Linked DNA regions of Mus musculus: region 2 is linked to region 1. Evidence: chromatin loops called from intact Hi-C (ENCODE). Cell type or tissue: left cerebral cortex. All regions are shown on one strand. Links, peaks and the distances in the headings refer to the core of each region. The heading gives the core; the rest is flanking DNA.

Region 1 (16,533 bases), core at 7,538-15,537:
CCCAGACTGTCATGCATGGATAGATCTATTCACATGCAAGTTGTGATCACATACTTCCCCATGGCAGCATGGGAATATGAATTCACACATCAGCTAGGTCCCAGCACCTTCCCATAGCATGTTTGTTCACGGTCACACATCAGCCATACACTAGTACCATCACATGGGCACTGTGGGCATGTGTGTTCACACAGGATCCATGTCACAGAAGCATCATAAGGCTGCATGGGCTCACATATTCACATGTATGCCATGTTCCAGCACCCTCACTTGGAGATGTGGGCATCACGTTCCCATGGATACCATGTCCTAGTGCCTCATGCAATGGTTTTACATACCATGTCACAATACCATTACTTGGTGGTGAGGACATGGCTGTTCATATGCATGCCATATGCCAGCACTGCCACATGGTGGCATGAACACACATCTTCACACACATGGTGTGTCCCAGCACCACCATATGGTAGTATGGGCATTCCTGTTAACATGGGCCATGTTCCAGAGCCATCACTTTGCCATATGGGCATACCTGCTCCCATGCACCTATGTCCAGCACTATGATGTAGTAGAATAGTCACACCTGATCCCATGCAAGTTATGTCCCAGTGTCACCACATAGCAACATTACCATGTGTGTTCACATGTGTACTGTGTTCTGGTGCTGCCAATGGCAACATGGGTGCCATGTCCATAGCCTAACACATGTGATATATTCTGGTACCATCCTATGGTGGCCATGAACATGGATGTTCAAATGCATGTCACGTCCCAACACTGACCAAAGTTTTCATATATGAGTCATGTCCCCAGTGCCATCACGTGTCAGTATGGGGACATATTCACATGCAAACCATTTCCTAGTGATATTGATCATCAGGGTGTTCACATATGTTCACACATGAGCAGTATCCTAACACTATCCTAACACAGCATTGGCACACACATTCATACATGTGCCATGTTCCAGTGCCACCACATGGAGATGTGGACATGGGCATGAGTGTTCACACACATGCTGTGGCGGCACAGATGTGCATGTTTTCATGCTATATTCCAACACAGTCCTGTGGTAGCAAAGTTATGCAAGTTCATATCTGAGCATGTTCCCATTCCATCATATGGTAACATGATTTTAGGTGTTTATCCATGAGCTATGTTCTAGTGAAGCAACACGGCCATGGGCAAACATATGTTCACACACTAGCCATGTTCCAGTACAACATATGGGCCATAATTTCACACCTAAGCCATGTGCAAACAAATGTGACAAAGTATGAGCGACATAGGGACACATACTTACATGTATGTATACTTACATGTGTACCATGATCCAGCATCAGCCTGTAGTGTTGTGGTCACACCTGTTCACACACACCATGTCCCAGTACCATACCATGGTGGCATGGGCACACATGCTCACATGATACCCAGGGGCATCAATTGAGGATGGGTTGTGTCCGAGTTCCATGTGAACTGTGTCCAGTTCCAACCAATGGCAGCATAGCCACACAGGTTCACACGGCAGTTTCCCAGTGCCAAACCATAGCCGTGTGTGCTCAGGTGTTCACAATTGAGCATGCATCCATCACATGTAGGCATGGGTATGCCTGTTCACACACATGCTGCATTCCATCTCTACCATGTGGTAATGTGGGCATGTTTGTTCAAATGCATGCCATGTCTCACTACCATCCCATGGTCATAATGGCATGCCTGTTCACATACCTGCTTTGTCCCAGAACTGCCCTGTGAAGGTATAGACATGAGTGTTCACATATGTAGCATTTTTGACTGTTGTGCGTTGGCAGCATGTAAACATGTGTTTACATGTGATGTTTCAACACCAACATGTGGTTGCATGTACATGCATGCTCATATAAAATCCATGCCCCACCCCATCATTTGAGGCATGCACACATGTTCACATGTAAGCCATATCCCTGGACTGTCATGTGGCAGCATGGGTATGCATGTTCACATGTAAGCCATGCCATCATGTGGCAGCATGTTCACACAAGTCTTATACTTTAGTACTGTCCCTTTTTGGCATGTGCATGCATGGTTAACTGTCAGCAGTAAGTATCAAAAGAGACCAGGATGGTAAAGGGTAAAAAGGACCAGTATAGCCAAAATGTAAGGGTTATATAGGGAAGAGCTGCAGGGAAAATGCAGCCTAGCCCCGGTGCTGGAGAGTTCAGGGTAGGGATGGGGTGTGCCTGTAACAGGTAGGGACTGAGGGATGCTGGGAGAACCTGGCATCCAGCACGGTTTAGATAGGCACCTTAGATAGCCACTTGTCCCTGGTTTGGGACCTACCGGCAAGGAGTTAAGGGAGAGAAAGGATGGAAGGGGGGGTGTGATCAAAATTTATGTATGAAAGTGCCATGAGGTACCTTGCTATTTGGTGAGCTAATTAAAAGTATTCTATGGTATAACACTTTTAAAATACATTGAAAAAGAATACCATGTATCATGACTAAGCAGGTTCCCTCTCATGCAAAGATACTTCAACATATACAAGTAAATAAGTGTAATATGCCATATAAATACACTTAAGGGAAGATATCGTGTGATTATCTCAATAGATACAGAAAGGACCTTAACAAGATGTGACGTGCCTTTGTGACGAAAGTCCTGGCAAAATTGGGAATCTGTGGACCTCACCTCAAAATAATAAAGACAACGGGAGGAAATCGAGAGCAGCTGGACATCTGGACTTTTTCTCTGCTAAGTTCTACTTCGTTGCATCCTTCTTATGATTTATTTAGTCCCCTTCTCCTCTTTATTTTAATTTTTGAGACTATTGTACATGACTATTGAATTTACATCATTTCTACCCTTCCCTCTTCAAACCCCCCTGAGTCCCTCACCCTATTCCCTCTCAAGTTCATGACAACTGCTATAATTATTTCCACTACACACACACACACTGCAGAGCCCACTTATTGTTGCTCTTATGGACTTCTGTTTAGGGCTGACCACTTGGGTTTGGAGTATCTATCAGAGGCCTGTCCCTAAAGAAGGCTGACTCTCGGTATCTCCATCAGCCATTGATTATCTCTAGCGCTTCATCTAGTCATGGGACCTTGTGAGATCTCTACCCACGTCAGCATGGCAACTGGTGTTATCACTATATAGGTCTTATCTAGGCAACCATATTTTAGAAATTTAATAGGTACTGCTGCCCTGTCATATCAAGAAGACACTAGCTCATAACAGGTGTCCTGTTCCTCTGGCTCTTACAATGTTTTGTCGCTTCTATGATAATCCATGAGACTTGGGTGTAGGGGCTGTGCACTCCATAAGCCACTGATATTTCTGCCTTCTGACAGGTTGTGGACTTCTGTGGTAGCCTCTGCCTGTTGTGAAGAGAAGCTGCTCGATGAGGGGTGGGAACTACATTTATCTGAGTGTAAGGATGAATATTTAGAGTGCAGTTATAAATGGTAGGTTTAGAAAATGTTAGTAGTAGATTATGCTTTCGGGTCTACGACCTCACCACCATTTCCAGCTGGACTAGCTAGGGCTCCAGTACCAGACTTGAATTCCCTCCTATAGAACAGGACTTGAGTCTAACTAGACAGCTGCTGGTTACCTCCAGAATAATAGCGCTACTACTGAACTGTTGGGGGATATACTGCCCAGCCAGTCATTGTTGTGGTCACCGGGCTTTGTATTTAGATGGGGCTACTGATTGCTCCTCTTCTTTGGCAGGTTGCATAGCAACTTCGGATACAGTGAGAGCTAGTCCTCACAGAGGAGGCTTCTATGTCTGTGCTAAGCCCTGCAGCTTAAGGATGTGATGTCTTCAGCAATAGGGTTTTGCATTATGGTTCTAGGAGGTAATGTAGGACAATCCTGATAGCCTATATTACTTGGGGAGTCTCTTGCAACTCCCTGGGCAACAACTCAAAGGGAAATTTCCCTGTGCCTGGTACTTGGATAGTCTATGCTCCTTGAAAGAACCATTATCACCTTAGGTAGCATAACTACATCTTATTATATTTTATTTTATATAAATATGATGATTATTTTATTAACAGATAATATGTGTGTGTGCATGTGTTGTGTGCATATTTTAAGTATGCTTATAAAGTAATGTTTTTCTATAGCTTCAGTGTTATTTATTTCTCCTTCTCTCTTGCTCTGTATTACCTTCCACACCTCTTCTCAGTTAGAATACCTACCTCCAGTTTTCTCCTTTCCCCATTGTATTACCTGTCTTAGCTAAAGCAATAAGCGAGAGAACGATATAAAACAGACAAAAATAAGGAAGGAAAAGTTAAATTATCCCTGTTCACCATTGTCATGAGTCCATGTATAGAAGGCCTTATGGAGGGAAAAGTTAAATTATCCTTATTCACTGTTGACATGACTCCATGTCTAGCAGACCATTGAGACCTTACAAGAAAAATCCTACCTCTAATAAATACTTCTTATGAAGTTATAGAATGCAAAACCACGAGAACCAATAGTTTTCACACGTACCAGTTACAAATTTGTTGCAAAAACAAATTAGGAGGAAAAAGAAAATCTCCCAACCACAAATCTAAGCAACCAACCAACCAACCAACCGAGGAATCAACTTCACTGGCTTTGTCATGGTTTCTATTACACTGATGAAACACCATGGGCCAAAAGTAACTTGGAGAGGAGACTCTTTCATGTCCACGTCCACAGAACAATTATCACCAAAGGGAGACAGGGCCAGGAACGCAGAGAGAGTAAAGAATCTGGCAGCGGGAGCTGATGCAGAGGCCGTGGAAGGGTGCTGCTTACTGGCTTGCCTCCCATGGCTTGCTCAGCCTGCTTTCTCATGGAACCCAGGACCACCCACAATGGGCTGGGCCCCCCTATCAGTCACTAAGAAAATGGCCTGATCTTGTGGAGGGATTCTTTTCAAGTGAGGTTCCCTCTTCTCTAATGTCACTAGCTTGGGCCAAACTGAACGGAAATGGCCACCACAGGAGTGGCCACCGTAGGAAGTGGCATGATTTGAAAGGATTAGGACAAGTGACCTTGTTAGACTGGTGTGGCCTTGTTGGAAGAAGTGTGTCACTGCAGGGTGAGCTTTGAGGCTTCAGAAGCTCAAGCCAGGCCATGTCTCTCTCTTCCCACTGCCTGCCAATCCGGATATAGCATCCTCGGCTATCTCTCCAGCACCATGTCTGCCTGCATACTGCCATGCTTCCTGCCATGATGATAATAGACTCAAACATGTAAACTAGCCTCTGCTAAATGCTTTCCTTTGTGAGAGTTGCCGTGATCACGGTGTCTCTTCACAGTAACAGGACCCCTAAGACGGATGACAAAATTAATATTGTTAAATGGCTGAGTTATAGAAGCACTCTATAGATTCAATGCAAATCCCATCAAAATTCTACTGATGTTCTTCACAGAACTGGGGCGGGGGGGGGACCCAAAAATTCATATGGGAATACAAAAGATCACAACTACCCAAAGCAATCCTAATCAGAAAGAACACTCCTGGTGGTATCTCAGTACCTGACCTCAAATTATACTACAGAGCCATGGTGACGACAGCACAATACTGACATGTAGACCAGTAGACCTATAGACCAGTCAAATAGAATGGAAAACTCCATACATAAAGCCACATATCCATGACCACCAATGTTCCACATACACTGAAGAAGAGTCTATCCAACAGATGTTGCTGGTAAAACTATATCTATAATCTACATCTATATCTATAGGTCGATATATAGATATGTGGACCAAAGACATTAATTTAAAAGCCAAAACACTGAAACTACATGACTACATTTCAAGATATAGATACAGGCAAGGACTCTAGTAACACAGGACATAGAACATTAACAAAGGAGACTACAGAAAATTAAAAAGTATACTATCAGCAGGGCAATCAGCTTGCCTACAGAACGTGCAAACATCTTTATTAGCTAACTATACCTAAAATGGGGTGGGAGTGGGGGAACTAAAATATAACTCCATGTAAAAACACCAAAAAATCAAAAGTACTGATCAGTAAATAAACTGAACAGACAGTTCTCAAGAGAAGAAACACAAAATTGCTAATAATTTCTTCCTAATGTTCAACATAGCTACCCAGAAAATGCAAATTGAACTACTTTGAAATTCCACCTCACCCATTCAGAATGCTGTTATCAAGAAACTAGATGACAACAGGCACCAACCAAGGATGTGAGGAGAGAGGAGCATTCATCCCATGCTGGCTGGGGGGTAAACTAGCATAGCTGTCGGGAAAATTAGCATAGCAGGCTCTTAAAAATTCATAATGGAGCCAGTGAGATGGCTTGGTGTTGTAAATGCACTTCCCACACAAGCACAGTGACCTAAGCCCAATTCCTGGTACCCACAAAAAGCTGATTTATTTATTGATTTATTGGTTCGTTTTTGTATTATGCTTCAATAGTCCCCATGCTCTTAGAGCAAGACCAGAGGCAGAGACAGGAGGCTTGCTCAGAAGTGACCCAGCTAGCCTGGGGGAGTACATAGACTGGAAGAAACAGCAAAGAAACTCTGCTTTGACAAGGTTTGGGATGGGAGAACCAAACTCCTGAAAGATGTCCTCTGACCTCCGTGTGCACACTGCTGTATGTGTGTGTACACATGCAAGATTAAAACCAACAATGGTAAAAAGAATGCTTTACTTTAAAAATAGAGCTTCCATACAGCCCAGCTATACTAACTCCCGAGCATAGACCTGAAGGACTCTATATCTCGCATTGTAGCCCTAACTGGAGACACCCGATCATCCTTGTTTACTGACGCCTTATTTGTAATAGCAAGGAGATAGGACCAGCCTAGATGTTCACCAACAGCTGGACAATTTGATAATGAAGATGCAGTATATATATGCGATGGAATTCATTTAACGCTAAATAAAAGTGAGATTTGCAAGAAAAGAGGTGAATACGAATGTATTATATTAAGCTAGATAACCCATACTCAGACAAATACTGCATGTTCTCTCTCAGGGGCAGAGCTTAGCGTGTGTGTGTGTGAGTGTGTGTGTATGCAGACCATGGGGAGGGGGGCAGATAAAGAGAGAGATGGTGAGGAAGGATGGGGGAGGGGGGAGTTGTGCTTATGTGACCTGGAAAGCAAAAGGAGGATTTCGGAGATGCACAGGCACAAGAGAGTAAAGAAATGGTAGAGGCAAGGAAAGGGAAAACCAACAAAAACAAACTTTCATCTCAAAATGTCATACAATGAGCACAGTTCCATCTGTGAGCCGTGGTGCTAGACAGATCGTGACTAGGTCTCCACGCCCCAGCTCCTAGGCTTCTTCTTGAGTTTACATAGCAGCAGAGAGAAAATGGCTACTGTGAACCCAGAGAGTAAGCGGGATTCCCATTCTTTCAGCACAGTCGGGTAAAATGGAATAGTCACAATCCCCGGGAATCAGTGCTGTGTAGAATTCTCTGGGGTGACATGTGGCCTGGGCAGCCAGTTTCCCTACCACCCTCACCCTCAGAAACAGTCTTCCAGATGGTAGCTCTGGCTTCCATTTCTCCTTGACGTTTCCTGGGGGCAGTTGTAGCATACAAGAAGCTGTGAGGACGTAAACATCCAGGGAGGGATGTGGTAGAGGGCAGCTGGTACACTGGGTGGACTCGGAAGCAAGTACAGGATGGGGAGGTTGGACCAAAGCACAGAAAAACCAAGTGATGAGGAGGCACCCAGCAATAGAGCAAGAAAGGCATGAGCATGCGGTATTTTAAAAATATTTCAGAAGATCGGGAGATCCACACGGGCAAGCACTAATAGGGAAAGAAGATTGAGACCTATGGTGGTTTGGGTGTGTTTGGCCCAGGGAGTAGCACTATTAGGAGGTGTGACCTTGTTGGAGTGGGTGTGGTCTTGTGGAGAGGGTGTGGCCTTGATGGAGTGGGCATGGCCTTGTTGGAGTAGGTGTGTCACTGTGGGCATGGGCTTAGAGACCCTCCTCCTAACTGCCTGGATGACAGTCTTCTCTTAGCAGTCTTCAGATGAAGATGTAGAACTCTCAGCTCCTCCTGCACCACACCTACCTGGATGATGATAATGGACTGAACCTCTGAACCTGTAAGCCATCCTCAATTAAATGTAGTCCTTATAGGAGTTGCCTTGGTCATGATGTCTGTTCACAGCAGTAAAACCCAAACTAAAACAAGACCAAGATTCAGGTATCACGTTTAGCCTTATGAAGATATACTGTGGCCCCAGCAGAGCGACCTGGTGGTGTGTGCTTGGGGGTGGGGAGGGAGAGGGGGTAATGCAGGACCCCAAATGAGAAGGAAGTGGGAGATAGCCCTCTGCAACAGAGAACAGGGACGTATGGGCAGAAAGAGAGGTGTGAACAATTTCACCTAACAGAGCAGCATCAATCCAAACAAAAAGCAACAATGTATCCCTGAGAGAAGCTTAGTAGGTGGGGTCAGAAAAGGAGCATCTAAGGTCACTGGGGGCCAGTGACCTGAGCCTCTCACTGGCCCTGACGCAAACACAGGATAAAGGCTCTAACAAGATTACACCTGAGCCTGGGGCATAGTTGGGGAGAGGCTATGCATTGAAGGAGAGAAGGAAGGAGAAGGAAGGAGACTATAGAAGAAGGTGCAATTCTGTGGTCTCACACTGGCGAGTTTTATGTTAACTTGACCCAGGCTAGAGTCCTTGGAGAGTAAGGAGCCAGGGTGGAGAAAATACCTCTGTAAGAATGGGCTGTAGGCAAACTTGTAGCGCATTAGTGATTGATGGGGGAGGGCCCAGCTCATTATGGGTGGGGCCATATCTGGGCTCATCGACTTGGGTCCTATAAGAAGCAGGCAGAGCAAGCCATGAGGAGCAAGCCAGTAAAAGCATCATTTCTCCATGGTCTCTGTCTCAGCTCACGCCAACACGTCCCTGTCCCTGAGTTCCTGCCCTGACTCCCTTCAGTGATAGACTATGGTATGGGAAGTGAGAGCCAAATAAACTCTTTCCTCATCAACTTGCTTTGGCCCATGGTATTTCATGTTAGCATCAGTAACCCTGAGATAGGTCCCTCCCACTATAAATTCTGCACCCCCTGGGGGGGGGCACCTTCTCAAGACCTATTTCAATTTTTCCCCTGCTGTGGATTTCCATGGAGTGAGTCACCTCTCCTGAGAACAAGAGACACAATATCCTCCACGATCAGCTCTCCTCTGAGTGGGTAAAACTGGGCCTCTCTGTGCCCACAATATGCCAGGCATGGCCAAATTGGTATAGAATGGGTATCATTACAATCTGAGTAGTCAAGTCAGGGAACCTGGGGCACTTAGCATTCAGGTAACCAATGAGCAATCTGTAAAGAACACAGTCCCCCAAAATGTGCACTCAGCCCCTGAGAACAGCCAAATCATACAGCATTAACTGGTAGGTGAAATAGCTGCGCCTTTGGGCTGTGGTTGAATCACTACATGACTTTTTGGTACCAGCTCTAATGCCTCTACTCCTGGACACTGCGTGATAGAGTGATGTCATGGGTGTTTAAGAACAGAAACCTCAGCACAGCTGGGGATCAGGACTTTCAGCCGAGATATGAAATAACTTTGTCACTGACTGGACCTCCCTGGCTACAGGTCTCCTCCACCTTGAAATGGAGGCCACTCTGTCTCCGGCTGACAGTTCCGCTGTCCCTGAGGCCTCTCAACCTCAGTTGCAGGGACAGGGGGCAGGAGACATCAGGTGTCACAGCACAATCAGCTCTGATTGAAATGGAGTTGCCTTGTCACCCAGCATGACCCTGGATTCCCAGGAGAGATCGCATTCTAGGCAGTGGCTGAACCCAATGTAGTGGGATAGAGCTTAGCCTGGTGCTGATGCTGGCCAGCACAGATTCTGAGGGGTTAGCCAGCACCATCAGTGCAGACAGACTCTGGGGTGATGTGCAACTTCAGTTAGGAGTCCCAGAGAAAGGAATAGCAGCCTTCCGGAGTTACTAGGCTCCCCTTCTGGATAGCCATAGGATGGTTCTCCATAGCCCTGGTGTCTGCAGTTGTCATCCGTGGCCAAGCAGAAGACTAGGGTTTCCTGGGAGAAGACACGGCCTACAAGTTACTAAAGAGAACACCCAGAGAAGCAGGCACACAGGTTCTGGTCTGATAGAGACAGGCCCAGGACATTGCAACAGTGTGGCAAGAACACACTGGCTATATCTCATCCATCGTGGCTAGGAGGCACAAGGATGCCCATCTGAAACAAAGAGGAAAAGGACGGAGTCATCACAAAAGGAAGAGAAGGACCCAAGCTCTTAGGGGTCACCTGGCAACGCCAGGTGCTTCAGTACCCAAGCAGAGATGACAGGGGAGCTGCAGAGCAAGGTGTGGAAAAGGAAATGCAGTTCTCTATTGGGATGCTATGACAAACAAGAGCAAAACAGGGGCAAGCTGTGCCCCTGAGGTGTGTCCAGTTGGAGGGACGGATGGGGAGTACAGCTTTGCCCCTCCTCCAACCATGAATGCACCTATTTCCCTTGTCCCACACTCAGCCTCCAGCATGCACTGTTTCCCCGTTAAGGGTGAGTCTGTGGGACTTCATTACCCAACTATGAAGATGCTTCTCTCTCAGTCTCTCCCTTCTGGGTCAAGGCTTGTGTGCCCCATGACTTCATATGCTCCCTCTCTTTCAGTTATGTTTAGAGAGACCTAGAGACCTGCCTCTGAATGTCCTAGCTCCTGTTCTGTAGCCTCGACACATGACTGACCCCAAGTTATTGTGAGTGAGTATACTGGCTGGTTTCATGTGTCAACTTGATGCAAGCTGGAGTTATCACAGAGAAAGGAGTCTCCTTTGAGGAAATGCCTCCATGAGATCCAGCTGTAAGGCATTTTCTCAATTAGTGATCAAGGGGAAGAGGGCCTAGCCCATTGTGGGTGGTGCCATCCCTGGACTGGTAGTCTTGGGTTCTATAGGAAAGCAAACTGAGCAAGCCAGGGGAAGCAAGACAGTAAGGAACATCCCTCCATGGCCTCTGCATCAGCTCCTGCTTCCTGACCTGCTTGAGTTCCAGCCCTGTCTTCCTTTGATGATGAACAGCAATGTCAGAAGTGTAAGCTGAGTCAACCCTTTCCTCTCCAACTTGCTTCTTGGTCATGATGTTTTGTGCAGGAATGCAAACCCTGACTAAGACAGCGACTATCCTACTAGCTAAGCGATCGCCATCTTAAGGGGTCCAACTGTGTGCCCCTTGCCACTGGCTCTCTGGCTACTTCACGGGACCCTTACCTGAGTGTCCAGATTCTCTCTATCACCTGTTGTATACAGGTGCTGCCCTAACCACATGTGGTCCTTGGAGGAGAGCTAGATTGTATAGGCCAGGAGAGACTGCCGGTGCTCCATCTATCCGGCTATGGAGAAGCCCTCATGCCTGATGGGTAAAGGCTTTACAGGCACAGCCTGTTGAGAGGAAAGGATGCTGTACTGGGTAATGTCAACCTCAACAAGAACTTGGGCCATTTGAGAAGAGGGAACCTCACTTGAGAAAATGCCCCTACTAACGAAGACTGTGGACAAATCTATGGAACATGTTGTTGATTAATGATTGGTGTGGTTGGTCCTGGCTCACCTGGGCAGGTGGTCCTGGATGATGTAAAGAGGCAGGGTGGGCAACCTGTAAGAATTTAGTAAGCATCACTCCTCCGTGGCCCCTGCTTCATTTCCTACGCCCAGGAACCTGCATCAAGTTCCTGCCGTGACTTTCTGGACCACAATCTGAAAGCTGAAATAAACCCTTTCCTCCCCAGGCTGCTTTTGCTCATCGTGTTTTGTCGGTGTGATAGAAACCCCAGGACAAATATCCAGATCCCTGTAAGTGACCCCACAGCTGGGCTCTGCAGTAAAGCCCAATGAGCTCCTAGGTTCCAACTTGGCGAGTCGGTGGCTGGGTTTGTCACTGGCACCTTAGAAGAGGTAGATGTTGCTGATGTCTCCTCAATGCCCCCAGGACAGGATTTTGGCAACAGGTGGCCACTGAGAGGACTGAGGTGACTAAAGAGAACTCAGAGAATATTGGGAGATGCAGAGGTTCTAGCCCCAGTCAAGTCAGAAAGGTGGCAGTGATCGAGGACGTGAAAGATTAAAGAGTAGGGGGGTGACACTCTGGGGAGTGGTCATTGCCTGAAGGAGGTGCTGTTTGTGTTCGCAGTTGTTGGCTGTGTGCCTAGCACCAGCCTAGTTGGAGTGAGGAGTTGGGGACAGGAAAGACTGCTGCCTTTCCCAGATTCCCTCATTGTGATGGGGATGAAGTGTTTTGTTTTTTGTTTTTTCCCAAGGGCCCCCAACAATGTGGGGCCAAGGACTACACTAATGAAGACACTCCCTTGGTGCCCTGCAAGCACCACCAGCTGCGGACTGTGAGTGCACGGGGGACAGAGCAAAGTCCATTCACGATTAAGGAGACTATGCAAATGAGAACATCTGTTCCTCGCCCCGGAATGAGTCATCTTCTCCAAATGGCTCTACTTCATAAGCAACGACTTTCGCTTTAAATTTAATTTTGGCTTTCTAAAATCCCTGATGTGTTTGGTTCTTTTTTGCTTGTGTTTACCAGACTATTGGGGGTTTTATTTTCCTATACCTCACCCTCTACTGCTCTGTTGTCTCATCCTTGGAAGGTTGTCCTGCTGTCAAAGATGTCTGCTGTGAGCCCAGCTCTACCCCAGGTGGGGGCCCTGACTCGCAGGTGCTGGTGCTGGGCCCAGTGCCGAAGACAAATGACCTCAGAATAGGGGCAACAGCTGCCACCTGGGTGGAAATTCCAGCTCCTGTGTGGGCCAGAGATTGGCCTGGGGCTACAGTTGAAGTGGTCATCCCCACTATTCACTACTGACTAGCATCTCCTGCACTGATTTCTGGAGGGCAGGTAGAAAAAGCAACTGTGAGCTCTTCCCTGTCTGGTATTAAGCCAGTCATCAGGTATAGACCTTCATGGGCTGTCTCTACAGAGACTACCTAACACTATCTCCTCCTCCTCCTCCTCCTCCTCCTCCTCCTCCTCCTCCTCCTCCTCCTCCTCCTCCTCCTCCTCCTCCTCCTTCTCCTCTTCCTTAGACCAAAATAAATGCCACAGTACTTAAAAAAATAGTTCCCAGCATCATGAAAATCACACTCTCAAAGCACACTCAAAGAGCCAGACCCCTTCTCCTTTCCTTAATTCTTCATCTGACGGTTTGGGGGTTTTACTGTGTAACCACTGCTGTTTTGGTGTCCCCCCAAAGAAATAGCTATGAACAGAGTTTATAAGAACTGCTGGTGGGCGAGGGAAAAGCTTATAGCCTATGGAGAGGGAAGAGAAGAGTGGCCGTGGCTTTCATTTCATACGCTGGTTTCAAGCCCATCATAAGTACATTGCCACTTTGAAGGTGTAGAACCACTTAGCAGAGGGTCTGCCTAACTGCACATCACAGGGAGAAACAATGAGGCTCCAGCAAAGGAACCAAGTTATCCCAAGGCAGGCAGAGTCCAGCAGTTTACACACCAGGAATCCTGCACACTAGAGGAACACCCAGCAGGGTGTCCCACCCTGATTTAGAGTCCTGGAAGGAGGAGTCAGTTTGTAGTAAGAGAAGGAACTGTATAAGGCTTGAGGCAGGAGTGAAAGGCGTGTTTGAAGGTGTCCAAACAAGGACAATGGGTGAAAACCAACCAGGAAGCTTTGTGTGCTTGGGAATCCTAAGTCCTCTGGAGTTAGATCGGGGAAGTGACAAGATCCTATCTCCCGGATGCTGCCTGGAAGATGAAAGGGTGGTGGGAACATCCTCTAGGAGTCTTGGATAAAGGCAAAGAGAAGAACTTTGGAGGGAGGGGGGCTTAGTTACCTTCCCTATTGCTGAGAGAAAAATACCTAATAGAAGCAACTTCAGGGAAGAGTTCATTTTGGCTTCTAATTCGAAGCCACCATCCATCCTAGCCTGGAAACTACCATGAAAGTAACTTGTGGTAGCTGGTCACATTGTACTCACAATCAAAAAGGGGAGTGAGGAATGTCCACGCTTAGCTAGATTTCTACGTTTTATTCAGCCCAGGAGTCAAGCTCAAGGAATTGTACCAAACATACTTTTAAGGCGGCTCCGTCCAACTGAATTAACCAAAATGACCCTCTTCACGGGCATGCGCAGAGGCTAAGCTAATCTAGATCCTGCATAGGTGTGTTGGGAGAATTCCTCCTAGGTGGTTCTAGACCTTGTTGACAATCCATTTAAAAATATATATATATATATATCAAAGAAGGTCCAGGGTGGACTGCCTAGCATGAGAGTAGTAGTGAAAAAATGACATCCGTTGTAGAATAGTCTGCAGTGGAGAAAGAACAGGCGTGGGTAAACACGGTCTCTGTTCCCAACACATAGCATGAGCTGCATGAGTGTGTTACTGCCAGACAGCATCAAGTTGCTGACCTACATACAAGCATGGGCTCTCTTTCTATTTGTTTGTGTGTTGAACGCCTTTTAACTACACTTGGTTTTCAGGGCATAGGTCTTGTGTTTCTCTTGTTAGGTTAGGTCTTAGGGTTTCTACTGCTGTGCTAAAAACACCATGACCAAACCAACTTAGTGAGGGAAGGGATGGTTTCTGCTTACAGCTTGTAATCCCCCTCCAGGGAAGAATCTACATGAAGGCAGAGCAGGAACCTATGGGCAGGAACTGAATAAGAGGCCATAGAAGAGTGCTGCTTGCTCCTCATGGTTTACTTAGCCTGCTTTCTTATGTCATCCTGAACCACCAGCCTCCGGTGAAATTGCTCCCAGTAAGTTGGATCTTCCCAAATCAATCAATCAATCAATCAATCAATAATAAAAATGTCCTACAGGCCTTCCCATAGGTCACTCCAGTGAAGGCATTCTTTCACTTGAGGCTCCCTCTTCACCGATGACTCCAGCTTGTGTCAAAAAAAAAAAGCACTGGCCTGCACATATGTATCTTTCTTATTTTATCCTTTGATGCTACTGTAAGTAAAAATGCCTTAGCTCCATCTTCCTATGGTCCGCTGCCAGTGCACAGAAATACAATCAACTGTATACGTGCGCCACCACAATGCTGAACTTGGTAGTTCTAATAGTTTTTAAATGTTTTCTTATATTGATGGTATGATTGATGAATAGAAATTATTTGCTCATTTAAAAAAATCTTTATGTGCCTTATTTCTTTTCCTGCCTACAAGCCCTGGCTACAACCTCCAGTATGAGGCTAAACTAAAGTAACAAAAGCAAAAGTCCTTGTCTCATTCCTTATTTCAAGGAATAAGTAGTCATTATGACTCCAGCCCTTGCATTTTTATATGTATCCTTTATTGTGTAGAGAGAGAAAGCCTTCCTCTATTTCTAGACTGTTAAGAGTTTGTTGTTATTCTGTTTGTTTTGTTTGCTTGCTTGCTTGTTGTCTGTTTGCTTTTAACGATAAAAGGGTATTGGATTTTGTGGAATAATTTTTCTGATTTTTTTTTTATACATTGACTTCTTTCTCATATCCCTTCCTGGGTCCTGCCTGATATTGTAATACTTTTACTGTGTAGCTGTATTCGCTTTGCTAATTGTTTGCTATGGCTTCATGTCTCTGTTCAGGAGACATATGGGTCCACAGTTTTCTTGTGGTCTCTTTGTGATGTAGGGACAAGAGTCGCAGGCATTGTTACAGAAGGGGCTGAAAATGTTCTTCCCTCCTCTTGTTTTCTGAAGCATTTTCTGAAGGACGGCTGTTCACTGTTGCCTAGAGACATTCAGGGGTAGAGTTTTCTGTTGGACATAAGGGACTGGCACTTATAACAGACTGGAATTAGAGACAGTGTTTTGGGGCAGAGGAAACAGAAATCATACCCGGCTTGAAAAGGATTGGGAGAGAGGGGGCCCACGGCCACGCAGGGTGGATGATGTGGAGAAAGTGATCAGCATTCAAACCAGCACATGGGGTCGTGTTACAGAGAGGGTTCCAGAGTAAAGATCAACCCCATACAGAAGGGAGGAGATTGCTGACCTTGACTGGACCCCATGGTAGGAGCAGAGTCAGCTTGCAGTGGGTGGAAGAAGGATCGGAACACAAGGTAATGGGGATCCTGGAGGCCCCGCTTTCCCGAAGGAGAAGCGTTTCCTTTTATGCAGCCTGGTTTTCCAAATAGGATGATTGTAACTGAAATGCCGCTTGGGTCCAGCAGCCAGTCCCCTCTGGTATGAGAGGGCTGACTTAAGTTGATCTTTTAAATTCCAGGTCACACACACACACTTCTCTGGGTTTTTCCTGACAACCATGAGGGTCCCCGAAGCTCCTTGAAAGGACAGTGAGGAGAAGCTTACTTGGGTCATAGTTTTGATAAATATTTACTCTGAGATGTCCTCACAAAATGAGTTCCCACTACTGAGGTCAGAGCTTCAACTGGCTCCGGGGGACAAGACCAGGAGCCCAGCTTAGTCCCAGACCATGGGTTCTGCTTTGAGGTCCCACTCTATTCCTGTAGCTCCCCTGACAGAAGCTGGACATGCTAGCTCATTGATAAACCAGGGCATCCATAACTTGCCTGTTCAGGCATAA
Region 2 (8,000 bases), core at 1-8,000, 55 kb after region 1:
ATGAAAGGATGCGCATTGCTGAAATCCATCCTCTAGGCCATGAGCAGGTGCTGCCCACTGGTATATCTCTTTAGCCCCAGTTTCTCTTGTTCCTCAAAGGAATGGCCCAGTAATACTGCAAAGGATTTCACAAGCTTTGGTGCGGGGGGGGGGGGGGGGGGGGTGTCGGGTGGGGGGTGTGGCTCTGCTCCTAAGCCTGCACCTGCTGAACAGTCCAGGTGATGTGTAAGCCCCAGGTATCCCCTGGAGAACAACCGGAGAGGTTTTGTGCTCTCAGGGTTTGGTTTTGTTTTGTTTTTAATTCACAGGCCTACATCTATCCCCATTCTATAAAATACTTGCCTCCTGCTGTCTGCTAACTTCTTGTTAGTGACTGGCAGCAGGGGTCTTATATCCCCCACCAGCAAGATTTAACACAGAGAAGCAAAGTGGAGACCTGGTTCTTAATTCAGTAGAAGCAAAGGCAGCCTTGGGCTGTGGAAAGGAGAGTGCTTTTCCTGTTGGGGAGGAGAGCCCTGTGAACTGGAGCAGGAGCCACAACCCGAGTCCCACCCCCACCCCAACCCACAATGCTTCGGGCCTGCTGGGCATGGACAGCAGAAGAGAACTTGGTGCTCCAACTTCCTTCTCTTAGAGTAAATGCACCTAGCATCTTGTGGGATCTTCTGTCCCAGACCCACGAGTCTTAGAGTGTTCCTAAGTCACAACCTCTGGGTAAATGATACCCAGTGTCCATGTCATACTCTGGGGTTCTGCCTCCCCAGGACTTGAAGCAGCACCTGTTAAAACAGAAAGAATCACCAAGCTCTGAGACCTTGTCTGTCGCTTCTGAGATCCGTTACAAAATAAAAGGCAAGACAGGTGACTTGTGGGGTGTTGGGCCAACGCCTGAGAGGCCCCTGACTGGACAGGGTTAAGTCTGATGGCTGTACTTTTGCCCCTAGAGAGCTCTATCAGTTAAGTTTAAAAACAAAAAAACCACCAGGTACTGTAGGTACCTATCTCTAGCTAACACTGGGGCCTGGAAGTCATCCTAGTGTGTCATGTGGCTGCCCGTGTCTATCTGGATGGCCCAGGTCCAGGCTGACCCAGCAGTACAACTCTGATCCCCCAAGCCCCTTCATCCAAGGGGTCTAGGGCAATTCACATAGTTCATCATGGGCTCCGAGCCGTGAGCAGGCGGCACAGAGCCTGCTCTGGGTCATATCCCAGGGCACTGCTTGTGAGCCCCTAGCCCAGCAAGGGAGTGGTCTTCCACTCCACAGATGAAGAAACTTGGGTTCCAAGCACAGATTTCCCTGGTTGCAAAATCAGGGGCCTCCAAACCTATAAATGAGGTCCTCCCAATGAGGACCGTTAGCTGCCCACTACCCAGGGACTAGGCGGCTTTGGGAGGTAGTTTCCATTACCACCATGTAGGGGCATGCCAGCCCCTTCTACACTGTACAGGTAAACAGGAGGTGGCCAGAGGCTCACCTGCTGTGTGATGCAGGAAGTTGCTCCTACCATCTCTGGCAGGCTCATAACAAAGCTGCCCCATGTTATTAGAGCCTGAGGTGTAGCCTTACCCACAGCCTCTTATCTTGTTTAAACAGCCCTTACTGTTTGAAGTGGCAGGCCCGGTGTATACTGTTTCTGTGAACATCGCACTTTTCACTGGGCACCAGGAGGGACATGGCTAAGCAGGGGTTGCCTTCTGGACTTGTTAAATTATACCCCTGCCCCAACCTCCAACCCAGAGAAATCTCATTTGCTGCTGGCCAGAGGGGGGCTGCTCCCAAGGCACTCTATATACTAGGTCTGCCTCCCCTTCCTGCCTGGATAACAGCAGACCAACCCTGGTTGGGGAGGAGGCAGCATCTGAGAGAAAAAGGGGACTGGATGAGAACAGACCCGGGGAAGGGAAGGCCAGTGAACATTAGAGATCCAGAATTCCTGACTTTACAAGCTGTAGCCACCCTCGCTGCTAACCCCTTCTGTGCCACTAGGTCAGGGTGGCTTCTGTGGGTTTAGGGCTCTCTGCCTGCAGGAGGAGGCTGCGTCTGGGCCGGGCAGCTTTATAAACAGGATGTACGGGACACCCAGCAAGAGGAGCATAGACACAGAGCTGGGCCTTGAGCATCTGTATACAGAGCCCAGGGGATTGACCAGACTGCTGATGTACAGATGCAAACCCAAGACTTCCCGTGCCAAGATGTGGGATCAGATAGTTCCCGATTGTTTTAAACCTGAATACCTTACCCAGCTCCTTTGTGGTCTCTGACCAGACCAACCCTCTGGGCATCAGACACAAGATGCAGACCACCCAGATGTCACTGGGAAGTGAGGCTGCTACAGAAGGGAAGTCCCGCCCCATTTGGTCAGAGCCTCATTTGGGTACCTGTCACATCCCAAACCACAATCTAGATACCCTCACAGAAGTGTTTGGAGTCCTCCCAACATAACCCCATGCATCCATCTGTAGTCCAGGTCCGAGGGTGGGCAGCCAAGCAGCCAAAGCTTCCTCATAGCCTACCTACCTTCATCCCTCATAGCCTAGCCTACCTTCATCCCTCATAGCCTAGCCTACCTTCATCCCTCATAGCCTAGCCTACCTTCATCCCTCATAGCCTAGCCTACCTTCATCCCTCATAGCCTAGCCTACCTTCATCCCTCATAGCCTAGCCTACCTTCATCCCTCATAGCCTAGCCTACCTTCATCCCTCATAGCCTAGCCTACCTTCATCCCTCATACCCTAGCCTACCTTCATTCCCACCCCTACCTGAAACATAGCTGCTACTCCAGAGGTCATCGGGCCCTGTCTGAGGTTTGTCCCAAGTTAAGGAGAACAGGTCCCAAGACAGTCAGTCATGAACTCATGGGCAAATAGTGAACACTGAGAAGAATATGGTCTAAATGGTGCCGAAAGCCTTATGGCGCTAAGGGGGCCTGTAGAAACTAGAGGTGGGAGTCAGTGATAGAGCCAGCGACGTGCACCCAGAGGAGGAGCAATGTGCAGGAAGACACTGTGGTAAAAGGCCTTCAGGTGATGTGTGCTCGCGGATGAGGTGGAAAATGCATTGACCAGAGTTGGAAGCCTCTGAAGGGTGCTCACAAGGCACGTGCAGGGAGATGGGTCCCCATCAGAGAATCCGCTGGTATCACAGAGTCCCAGGATGTCCTGCCCACACTGCTGCCCCATCCCAGACATGCCCCAAGTCAGCGTGCTGCTGCCTAGCTGGTCACACTCGACATCTGTTTCCTGTCTTTCTGGACAGCTGGTAAGCATGTGTATCCATCCTCCGAAGGACTCCATTCTCTGAAGTTAAGTTTGCTTAGTGCTGTCTGTCCCTCAAGCGGGGACTAAGAGCCAGACTTCCGACCTCCTCCCCATATGCTGCTCAGAGCCAAGTCAAAAGACTCATGAAAGAAATATTGAACTGAATGGGAGGGCATGGAGATTTAAGGGTAGGTGGGGTCTCTAGTTAGGAAAGCAATGGCAGATCCCAGAGAACAAAAATAGGGTAGTGTATGGAGCCAAGTGGTAGGCAGGCAAGATGGGAATAGGGGCTGTGAGCAGGCCCTTGGAGCCGGAACAGTAGACCAGGTTGTGCCATCTGCTTCAGGGCCCTGAGCACCCGCAGGTTTGGTGGGTGGGGGGAGGGACCCTTGTGTGGGGGTGACCACCCTGAGGGAGCACAGGTGGGACCCAGCTCATAGGCAGGCAGCAGCCTCCTTAGCTTCAGCGCATCCCTTGTTCCTGCACTGCTTGTTCCTTCAGACAGGCTCCAGGGCAGCAGGGCTCATAGAATCATGAGCTTCCCTAATCCAATTCTCCAGGCTATGGAAGCAGCAGTTAAGTTATGCAGGAAGGAGGAGAGAAACACTAACCAGATTGCGCTGGAAATAAGTCCCCAGTTATCTCCTCTGTCTCCAGATACATCCCAGTTTCCCCCGAGGCCAATATCCCTGACCAAGCCTGAAGGTGATCCAGTCTGTATGGGACCCTCCTTGCTCCAGGGTGGTGGGCTGGGCAGAGGTTGAGTCCATAAAATAGGAATGCTGTGAGGATCCCCATCATGACCCTTCTCCCTGGGCCTGGAGCCCTGTGTCACTTTTCTAATGTGAATGGAAAAGTGGCCTCCTCACAGGTGGATGCTATCAGGAACATGTCACCAAAGGAACCTTCCATCTTAACTGCCTGCTGGCTCTTAGGCCAGAGTGAGCCAACAGATCATCTCCAGAGGAGAATCAGGTCCCCCAACCAACTCCCAAAGGCCCACTGCTACTACCCCCAGGTAGATATATTGAGCTAAGAAGTACAGCCTCCTCCTGTCTTTGGTCTTTATTGCTGTGTGAGATGGAGGGTGGAGGCGTCCTCTTCGGTTGTCATGGAAACAGCAATCCATCTACTGAGAGTCTGGGTGCTAAACTGAACAGAGGGAGGGGCAGCTGGCTGTTGCCACCTTCCAGCAGTTTGGGGCTGAGAAAGACCCAAGGGGCTACCACACACTTGAATGTACCTGGCGTGCCCAGAGTACCTGAGAGCTTCCCTGTGGGTAGCGGAGCCAGAGGCACACCTGCCTTGTCTCTGTTAGGGTTAGCTGGCATTCCATCCAAGCACTGGAGTGGATACAGAGGCTCTGTCCACTGGGAGCCACGTCACGGGGAAGGCAAGGATGGAACGGGGAAGCCAGCAGCCAGTAGCTGGCACTGTCTGGGGAGAACCAAGCATCTGGCCCTCCCTGGGTGAATGACTGCTGCCTGCCCAGCTTGTGCCTACTGCTAGGAAGCAGTGGCATGGTGCCTGCTTAGATTTCATCAGACTCCCTCCTCAGGGTTTCTCACCTCACTCCCTGTGTGTCTAAGCTCTTCGAGGACACCACAGCATGGATAGTAACCTCCCCCATGCCTCTAAAGTAGGAGAGAGTGGCAGAGACAGCCAGCTCCCAGATAGGAAGTGCAGCCACAGATCTGCAGACCAGCAAGGGAGTGTGCATAGGACTTAGTCTATCAGTGAAAGGAGACCCTGGCACCCTGCAGAGTGTCAAGGGCCTGGCTGGCAAGCCTGTCATCTGTATCACGGGGCCTAGAGACAGGGCTCAGGAGGCGAGGGATACCTCCTTCAGTTCCCCAGTCCGGGATCAGCTTCTCAGAAGCACAGTCCTCTCCAGGTCACTGGTGGATCCAGGGTGAGTGGTCCATTTCACGGAGGCAAGAACTGCAGTCTGGAGTGTGAGAATCACAGAGTCTCACGGCCATCTGGGCGTGCCTCAGGGGAGGCCCGAGAGTACTCAGGTAGCATGGACAGGCGCTCTCCTCCAGGAAGCCAGCAGAGTCATGCCCCACAGAAGCTTCTCGGCACCTAAGCTTAGTGACAGTCCCCGACTGACGGTCCCAGGTCCCAACGGCAGTGTGCGACTTCAGATCCAACCTTGTCTTTTCCAAACCAGAGGCTTCTGATCACAGAGCATGGCCTCTGTAACACCCCCCTGATCACAGAGCATGGCCTCTGTAACATCCCCCCTGATCACAGAGCATGGCCTCTGTAACACCCCCCCCCCCCCGCTGATCACAGAGCATGGCCTCTGTAACATCCCCCCCCCCCCGCTGATCACAGAGCATGGCCTCTGTAACACCCCCCGCTGATCACAGAGCATGGCCTCTGTAACATCCCCCCCCCCCCCCGTGATCACAGAGCACAGATCACAGAGCCTCTGTAACATTCCCCCTCCCCCCGCCTTTTTAAAGAGTAAATTACATTAAATTCTCAAAAGGACTTTTTTTTTTAAGTATTTATTTTTATGGATGAATACACTGTAGCTGTCTTCAGACACACCAGAAGAGGGCATCGGATCCCATTACAGATGGTTGTGAGCCACCATGTGGTTGCTGGGAATTGAACTCAGGACCTCTGGAAAAGCAGTCAGTGTTCTTAGCCACTAAGCCATCTCTCCAGCCCTCTTCCCATTTTCATAAGGAGGCCATGCTGGTCCAAACCTCCTCCTATATGGGTCCTCTTGTGGTTCTTGTCAGCACTGTCTCCATTCTACCTGGGATCCTGTGTCACCTCACAGAACTGGCTCCTGTCTCTATCATTGGCCTAGGGATAAATGTAAGCCAGGATCTTGTACCTCTGAGCCCCTGCTGTGGCTGGAATCCCAGATGCTAACAGTTACCTGAGCCTGGGTCCAGGGCTAAGCTGTCTGCCCCGCTCCAGCCCTCAGCCACTCTGTTTTAGGGGTACAGTTATACATGCCATCTTAGACGTGGGAAAACACTCCTGGTAATAGGCCGAGGATGATTTTTGCCCCTTCTCATCCGTTGCCTTTTTATGCTACCTACCCATCCCACCATATAGAAGGTATCTACCCTACCCATCCCACCATATAGAAGGTACCTACCCTACCCATCCCACCATATACAAGGCACCTACCCTACCCATCCCACCATATACAAGGCACCTACCCAACCCAGTGTCTGGAGAGCAAGCTTTGCCCTGGGCCTTGTGGGGGGAAACAAGGAGACAGGATGGGTCCGTGTATAATATTCCCTAGCTCCATAGCTCACCCCGCAGCTAGCAGCAGCCAGATTCTATGGCACAGAAAGGGAGGCCTCACCTGGCCTCAGAATATGGTAAACCTCCTACTTAATAATAATAGCATGTGTTCAGCATGAGTGGGTGTTACACATGGCCTCCTGGAACTAGTATGACCCTGGGCTACGTGAACTAGCAGTACCCACTGCAGGAGTGTATACACCACTTGGCTGGGAAAGGATTAGACTGGACCAGTAGCTGAAGAACTGTCTACCTGCTGGTGTAGTTAGAAGCCAAAGGAAGCTGGCATGTCCTGGGACTCCAAGAAGAGTTGGGAATCCTGATGGGGAGAGCATCCCCAGGAAGAAAAGGCCTATGTAGCTACCACTCTCTGGGTAGGAGTGAGTGCTTGGTGGCTTCTAAGGCAGAGATTCACCAAGTGGGTGCGGACCCTGGATGGCTGCATGGGTCATTCCCAAGCAGCAAGTGCTAGCTACTTCATTACTCACTCTTGGACCGCCACAGGAGAAGCTGTACCTTAGGTCAGGGGTCAAACTGGCTCTGCTGCTCTTTCAGCTGGGGCCTTTTTCAGTGGATGGTTTGGGGTTTAAAGCTTTTTATTTTTCTTAAGACAGAAGTCTGGCTAGGTTGTCCAGGCTGACCTCAAACTGGTAACCCTGCCTCCTAAGGATTGGGGCATCTTTTCAGTTCTAAGAGGAAACCTGAATTCTGGGTACTTGACATGAACCACAGCTGTTCATCCTGAGAACTTCATGGCTTGGACGGAGCAGCTGTTTATCCTTCCATACGGCAGGGAGGAGGGAGTCATTGCAGGCCCAGCACCGGGGTCTGTGTGGTGAGGTGTCTGGCCAGGCACAGCCAGGTGGATACCAAAAGTCTCTGACGTAGGTGCAGGACTTGGGTCCCACATGATCTCCGGGTTATGTGTATATACACAGTTGAATGTTGAAAAGAAAAATCTTATCTTTGGGAGCTGCTGGCCTCAACCTGTTATTATAGATGAGGGGTGTGAGGCACCAGGACATCAACCTCTTACCCCAAGTGACAAGCAAGGGACAGAGTGGTGTTCTGAGTGGTGGGACTGGCTCGTGTGGGACAGTAGAATCCAAGAACATTTAGAACATGGAGGTGGGAGATCGAATACCTATCGTGAAGGTCCAGATTTTATCTTTAGAAGCTTAGTCAGGATACAGAGAGACCGCAGAAGGGGGATTTTTAAAATGGGCACAGACCTTGAATGTGTAACTAGTGACACCTGCCACCGTGTGTCACCAGATGTGCAGAATGGCTAACCTGACACAAACTCACCATGACTGCCACCCCCCTCGGAGGATCCAGTCCTGGCTTGGCTACCATAGGTGCTGGTACCTGGAAGCTTTGAGGGGGGGGGGGGCTGAACACCCGCAGATTCTCAGGTCAACATGTTTGAAGCTCCTTAGGAGTATGCCATAAGCTCCCCCT

What was found. Hi-C counts contacts between places; a loop is a spot of excess contacts. Peaks named below come from ENCODE experiments on the same cell type or tissue, not always from the same donor. Only the 100,000 strongest peaks of a DNase experiment are listed, where the experiment ranks them.
Region 2: it touches region 1 in a loop (2.3-fold over the local background); 6 of 42 quality-filtered maps call a loop at or near these places.

What each region holds. Positions count from the first base shown.
Region 1 is chr10:74,940,579-74,957,111 of GRCm38, forward strand. No RefSeq gene overlaps it. Among named protein-coding and RNA genes, the nearest start is that of Gnaz, 18 kb to the right of the region's middle. In left cerebral cortex, for the core only: no CTCF peak of the experiment used is centred there; DNase peaks (open chromatin) are centred at 12,423, 12,691 and 14,980; H3K27ac peaks cover 783 bases.
Region 2 is chr10:75,002,698-75,010,697 of GRCm38, forward strand. All of the region lies in intron 4 of Rsph14 (radial spoke head homolog 14 (Chlamydomonas)), which reads right to left. All of the region lies in intron 3 of Gnaz (guanine nucleotide binding protein, alpha z subunit), which reads left to right. Among named protein-coding and RNA genes, the nearest start is that of Gm40692, 17 kb to the right of the region's middle. In left cerebral cortex, for the core only: no CTCF peak of the experiment used is centred there; DNase peaks (open chromatin) are centred at 3,361, 3,939, 4,388 and 4,796; H3K27ac peaks cover 2,535 bases.